Linked DNA regions of Mus musculus: region 1 is linked to region 2. Evidence: chromatin contacts called from ENCODE POLR2A ChIA-PET data. All regions are on one chromosome and are shown on one strand. Each heading gives the region's core, a stretch centred on a gene start or an enhancer-like site at or near the end of the contact. The rest is flanking DNA. Distances are from core to core; before and after follow the strand shown. Region 1 holds the start of Upk3b (uroplakin 3B). Region 2 holds the start of Ywhag (tyrosine 3-monooxygenase/tryptophan 5-monooxygenase activation protein, gamma polypeptide).

Evidence for each region. ChIA-PET counts read pairs that join two places held with the same protein, here RNA polymerase II (POLR2A).
Region 1: POLR2A ChIA-PET joins it to region 2 with 10 read pairs in embryonic stem cell. The contact joins the promoter of Upk3b here to the promoter of Ywhag in region 2. POLR2A ChIA-PET finds 5 or more read pairs at or near these places in 3 of 5 experiments (Patski and embryonic stem cell).

What each region holds. Positions count from the first base shown.
Region 1 is chr5:136,037,020-136,040,145 of GRCm38, reverse strand. Upk3b (uroplakin 3B) reads right to left here and starts at 1,650. Exons shown (of 6, transcript NM_175309.4): 1 at 1,260-1,650; 2 at 955-1,104; 3 at 1-132. The coding sequence starts at 1,344.
Region 2 is chr5:135,933,258-135,936,739 of GRCm38, reverse strand. It overlaps Ywhag (tyrosine 3-monooxygenase/tryptophan 5-monooxygenase activation protein, gamma polypeptide), which reads left to right and starts at 2,099. Exons shown (of 2, transcript NM_018871.3): 1 at 2,099-2,417. The coding sequence starts at 2,331. Gm40346 (a long non-coding RNA gene) reads left to right here and starts at 2,424. Exons shown (of 2, transcript XR_868594.2): 1 at 2,424-3,482.

The DNA of each region.
Region 1 (3,126 bases), core at 401-2,900, 100 kb before region 2:
TGCCACCGGTCAGGTCCTCACATGGCAGCTGATCCAGGGACAGGGGTAATGTCATATAGTGGCCGTCAGTCAGCAGCTGTGGGAAGGTCGGGATCTTAGCAGCAGTCTGTGGGTTCTGAAAGTCCCTGGAGGCTGGAGGAAAAAGGGACAGATAGAGGCAAGAGCAGGCTGTGGCCCTGTTAGGTCTATTAATAAGATAGGCGCTTGTGGCCAAATCTGCCGACCTACGTTTGATCCCCAGGACCCACAGGTTGGAAGGAGAGACCTGACTCCCTCAAGCTGTCCTCTGAATTGCCCACGATCACGTCTGGACTGCTACATACAATAAATAAGCAAGTGCAAGACAGTTATTTTAAAGGAATAGAGAGCAGCGGACTGCTTCTGTCCCAGGAAGCGATCTGCAGAGGGCGTGACCCCACTTCCCCAGGTGACATAATGGGTCTCGATCCCCATCGGGGCTCCAACAACTCAGGATCACACATGAGATATTTACATTAAAAATTCGTATTGGTAGCAAAATTACAGTTATGAAATAGCAATGAAATAATTTTTTTGTTGGGGTGGGGGTCACCACAGCATGAGGAACTGCGTTGAAGGGGCGTCAGCATTAGGAAGGTTGTACTTGCCTAGCAATGCATAAACCCTGGCCTCTATCCCTGGTACCACATGGACTGGCATGGTTGTGCATGCCCACCGTCCCAGCAATTGGAAGGTGGAGGCAGTAAGCTCAGAAGTTTAAGGTCACCTGGGCTACAGCAGACCCTGTCTCAAAAAAAAAAAAAAAAAAAGGACAGGCTTTGCCCACCTTGTGCTCAACACATCCCTGGCTAATCTAATCTACAGTCCTGACCCTCACACCCAGAGACAAGGTCAATGTTACCATCCACCCAGATCCTCGGGTATCTCTTCTCAGCCCATGCCCTCACCCCAAGACCCCAAGTCCTCAGCACGCACCATTGCTGAAAGCCACCACTAGCCAGATGGTGTCCTTAGTTGAGACATGCTCATCAAAGACGCACCGAGGCTGCTCCAGAGAGAATGTAGTGGCTGTGATCTTCCCTTCCAGGTCCCAGGCTGTTATCTGCGGCACGTAGGCAATCAGGTCTATAGCCATGGGGGACAAAGGTGAGAATCGAGATAAGCACTGCTGTTCTGTGGGGCTCCCCCTCCCCTCCCCGATTCTCTCGGTCCAGGAGGTGTAATAGGTTCCCAGAACCCTAGGTTTGGCTAAGGGCATCCATTGCAAGAGCTCCACTCACCTAGACTCAGGCTTTGGGGGAGCCACACGAGCACCAGGAGAAGCAGGGGCGGCGGAGGGTGAGGCTGCCACCGCGTTCGCACCATGACTGCCACAGCACTTGATCAGGCCTGACCAGGCTTAGGGGCTGGTCCTGTCTCACCCCACCTCCGACACCTCTGGCCTACAGTTGCTGGTCACTTGGACTGCCAGGAGAACAGGAAAGACCTGAACCTATGAGCTCACCCCTCCCTGCTCCCAGCCCACCCCAGGGAGGGGCTCAGTGGGCTCCTGAACAGGGGCCCCACTCCAGAACTAAGGGAGAGGAGCCATTTAGGGTTGGCCTTCACGTGACCCCCCAGTCACCTCCATCCCAAAGCTGATGTCTAAATTGTGGTACCACCTTACTCCCTGGCCCTGGGAGGGAGACTCCCCTCCTCTATCTGGGCCCAGAACCACATGCCTAGGATTCCTGAACTCTGGGTGCCAGGAGCCACCCTCTGGCCATCCATCCTTATCCAGGAAGTGAGGAGAGGGGAGAGCCTGTGTGGTAGGCTGGCCCTGACCTAGTCCAGCCCCAAAGCAGCTCCCAGACACTGCCTGCCCTCCATGTAGCCTGTGCCCAAGGAGATATGTCTTCCCCAGCTCGGAATGTCCGTTCCTTCTCCAGTGGAAGCACTAGTCCTCCGAAAGGACGGGACAGCCTTTGGTGACTGACAAACATTTTGTTTATACAAACCCTACAAGTCCTTTTTGTTTGTTTGTTTTGTTTTGTTTTGTCGAGACAGAGTTTCTCTGTGTAGCCTTGGCTGTCCTGGAACTCACTTTGTAGACCAGGCTGGCCTCGAACTCAGAAATCTGCCTGCCTCTGTCTCCTGAGTGCTAACCCTACGAGTCTTATTCTATGTCGTTTTAAGTTTGTTTGTCTGTTTTTGAGACAGGTTCCCATGTAGTACAGACTAGCCTCAAACTCACTATATAACAGAAGATGACTTTTGAACTCTTTTTTTTTTTTTTCTTTTTTCCTTTTTTGGTTTTTCCAGACAGGGTTTCTCTGTGTAGCCCCGACTGTCCTGGAACTCACTCTGTAGACCAGGCTGGCCTTGAACTCAAAGGTCCACCTGCCTCTGCCTCCCAAATGTTGGGATTAAAGGCGTGTGTCTCTCTCTGCCTGGCAGTCTTTGAACTTTTGATGCCCCTGTGATCACAGATAGGCACTGCTAGCTTCTGCAAGCAACCTGGCAACCAAACACACACACACACACACACACACACACACACACACACACACACACACCCGCTATAAGACCCACAGACCAGTGACCCTGTGTGTGTGTATGCTTTTCAAACAGATCTTGCTAAGAATCTCTGGCCAACTAGGAATTCTTGCTGTGTAGTCCAGGCTGGCCTTGAACTCATGATCTTCTTGCCACCTTTTTCCAAATTCTGGGATTCATGTGTGCACTACTACAGCAGCATGAATGTGCCTTTTTTGTTTGTTATTGAAGACCTGGTTGGTACACAGTTCCTTGCATCCATGCTGATGTAGTCACCTTTCCATTGCTATGACAAAACACCATGCCCAAGGCGACTTATAAAAGAAGCATTTAGTTGGGCTTGCTGTTTGGAGGGTTAGAGTCCATGATGGTGGAGCAATGGCGTGGCAGTAGAAATACGCAAAAGCTCACATACTGATCCTCAAGTAGGAGATAGAAAGAAAACACTGGAAATGGCTTTAAAAACTCCAAAGTCCACCCCTAGTGACACACTTTCTCCAACAAGGCCACACCTCCTAACCCTTCCCAAACAGTTCTACCAAATAGGGACCAAGTATTCAAACATATGAGCCTATGGGGGAATTCTCATTCAAACTAACACACATACACACA
Region 2 (3,482 bases), core at 850-3,349:
CTACCTCTGCTTCCTTTGTGATGGAATTAAAGGCTTGTGTCACACACCTGGCTTCAAGATTTATTTTTATTTATGTGTTTGTTACATTTGTGTGCCCAATGAGGCTGGAAAAGGCTATCAGATTCTCCAGAGCTAGAATCACAGGCAGTTATAAGCCAGTAGACTGGGTGCTAGGGACCGAACTTGGGGCTCTCTGGGGGATCAGCCAGCAAGATTAACCACGGAGCCACTTCTTGAGCCTTTCATCTTTTCCCATTCATTCATTCATTCATTCATCTTTGAGATGCTGTCTGGGCTGGAATTACCAGCAATCTGGCTGCCTCTGCCTTCCTGATGCTGGGATTAAAGACCAATCCTGATTGTTGAGTGTAAAACAAATTAATAAAAAAGAAAGGAAAGGATATGAGTGGTCCTAAGGTACGGCTAAGGAGAGAGTTTATTACAGGTAAAAAAGGGGCAAGGTGGCAGCGCATGCCTTTAATCCCAGCACTTGGGAGGCAGAGGCAGGCAGATTTCTGGGTTCGAGGCCAACCTGGTCTACAGAGTGAGTTCCAGGACAGCCATGGCTACACAGAGAAACCCTGTCTCGGGGAAAAAAAAAAAAGATATAAAAGAGGCATAGCCAGACGCAGACACATCTGGAAGAGTCCAGAGTGGTCATGACCCTGAACCATGAAGAAAGGGGAACCAGCCAGGAAGCCAAAGGTACAAAAGGAGCAAAACAAGGGGTGGGTAAACAAAAAGTCTGGATTATATAGGGAAGAGCCCCTGGGCAAAGGGCAGCCCCTCCCCCTGTGCCCCAGCTGGCCTGGAGAACCTGGAGGCCAGGTTCACTTTGGTATGTTAAAAGTTAGTCAGCTGCTTGTTGTGGGTTCAAACAGTTGTCTCCTTTTTTTTTTTTTTTTTTTTTTTTTGAGCCGAGTGCTTTGTCTGCTTTGTGTATTGTTGTGTGCTAATGTACAAAGTCATTGGAACTGGGCCGGTGCTCAACGTGTTGAATGGATGAAGCAAAACTCTACAGTCAAGGCCATTGTGTTGGTGCATGCCTATAATTCCAGAACTTCGTCTAGAGTCACCTTAAGAAGTGTAAGACCCTACTTCAAACCAAACAACTCATAAAAACACAATGAAAATAAAATACGCAGTCAAAACTATAGCGGGTGTGCGTTCAGGCAGGCGTTGGTCCAGTTCACTGGAGAGGAAGAAGGGAGTCCCCCAGGGTCAGTCTGCAGGCAGCTACACCATTTAGGGAAAATAGGCAATATACCGGGCGGATATGTGTCATTCTATGATTTCATCCAGTTAAGTCCGATGTTAAAGTGCATCACTGGAGACTGCAACCATGGTGGGTGTGTGTTAGACAGTTGTCCAAGGGTTGCATCATTCACGCGGCCATCTCTAGGACAGGTTCACCTTTTCCATCTTTTCCATGGTGGTGGTTGGGCAGTTTGGATTTACGGTGTCTGTACTTCTTCTGCCTACTTTATATTCGTGTTTTTCCCCTACCCCTCCACCATGACCAGTTACTTCAGTTTCAGAGAGTCCAGATCTAAGGCCTTGACCTTTTCTTTCCTTCCAACTGCCCAGAGGCTATGGGGCGAGGCCGTGAATCAGCACTCGCTTAGGCTAGTGTAGACTGCTTCCCCGCCAGGGGTCCCCAGCGGCTGCGGGTTAGACCCTGCCCCCCATCCGGTCCGCCTCTGCCTGCGCGCAATGCCCACTGGGAGATGTAGTCTCCACCACCCCTTTGTCCTTGGTCTGCTCTGTAATTCAGCTTGCTGCAGGTCAAACTACAATTCCCAGGAGGTCACGCGCCAGAAGCTATGCAAAAAAAAAAAAAAAAAAAAAAAAAAGGGGGGGGGAGAGGCCCCCAGGGGGCAAGGAGAGGTGGGTTTGATGAAGCTGAGGATTTACGGTAAAGTGAAGAAAGGGGCACATTAGGGAGCAGTGTAGTACTGGGGATACACTGAGAAAATCGCAAAGAGCCACCGCGAATGTTCCAGTAGAAGAGAAGCCCAGTAAATGCAGGACCGGGCGGGACCGGGCGGGGCGCGCGCATGCGCGAGTAGGCGGTGACTTTTACGTCACCCGTGTGGGCGGGACCGCAGGGGGTTGTCCGCCCGCGGCACGCATTGGAGCCGCAGCCTCCTTGCGCCGGGTCCCGCGGTCGCAGCTCGTGCCGCCTCCTTCTCCTCCTCGTCTCAGTAGCTTGCTTCGTGGGTCGGTCCCTCCGACACACGAGCTCCAAGCCGCTCCTCTCTTTTCCTGAAGCCCTTCAAGGCGGTCTTCGGTTTCCTTCTTTCCAGCCGATCCTCTTCAGCCCTGTGAAGATGGTGGACCGCGAGCAACTGGTGCAGAAAGCCCGGCTGGCCGAGCAGGCGGAGCGCTACGACGATATGGCCGCGGCCATGAAGAACGTGAGTGTCTCCTCCCCTCCCCCCTGCCTCGCCCCAGCCTCTCCCGACACCGCGTTCCTCGGCGTGGAAGGCATGCTCCAGGGGCATGTTGTCTTGTCACGACTATAGGGTCACCTCTCCATCTCACTCCTTGGAGGGGTTGGGGACGGGGGCTCATGCACCCGAGTGGTGACGCGGCCTCTTTCCCAGCCTCTCCGAGTTCGGGGCTGGGGCGGGGTCTTGCGTGGCTGGTTTCTGCTGTGGGGTGGGGGTCTCTCTGTGACCCTGAATGTCCAGAGACCTGAGTTGGGGGCCGTGCGCATCCTTTGTGCCCCACTTCCCCTCCTCCCAGTTTAGGCGTGGGGGCGGGGGGACCGCATGGATGCGGTTCCTCTTTCTCTCCCTGGTGTCTGGGCGGCGCCTTCCCCATTCACTCAGCAGGTCTCCCAGTTTGCCGCCTCCCCACTCCATCACCCCCCCCCCCAATCTTTCCCACTGACACATCCTTTAAAGACGTTTCGGGAAGAAAAAAAATGTAGGACCCCCTCTCCTAAAAGAAAAAAGAAAAAAAAACCCAGCCTCAATGATGTAAAATCGAAACCACCTTTCTCACGTTTTTTTTTTTGTTTTTTTTTTTTTTAACAAAAGGCTTCCTTTTAACCATTCCCCAAAGCAAGTCTGTTAGGAAGGGAGGGATATGTGTGTTGCTGGCATTCCCATTCATGGCCCTCTATATAGCATCTTCATTTTTCATTTTATTTATTTTCCATTTCAAAGGGTTAACTATAATGCCTTTGAATGTTAACTGACTGAGATATGCAGTTTCTCTTTTAATTGCAGGCACGAGTCTGCAGAAATTCGTTTGAGTGTAAAAAAATATTCTGTCTGATCTGATACTGCAAACAAAGCGGTGGTGGGAGGCAGTATCAAGTCATTCCAGAAGATTCTGCATTTGTCATATTGCAGAGAGCCTAGACTGGGTGGAGGCTGGGAGGATTTATTTTAAAGGGGAAAAAGTCTTTTTAAAAGAATTTTTTTTTTTTTTGTTAAATGTATCCGAGGCTTTTTTTCTTCTGACCTAATGTA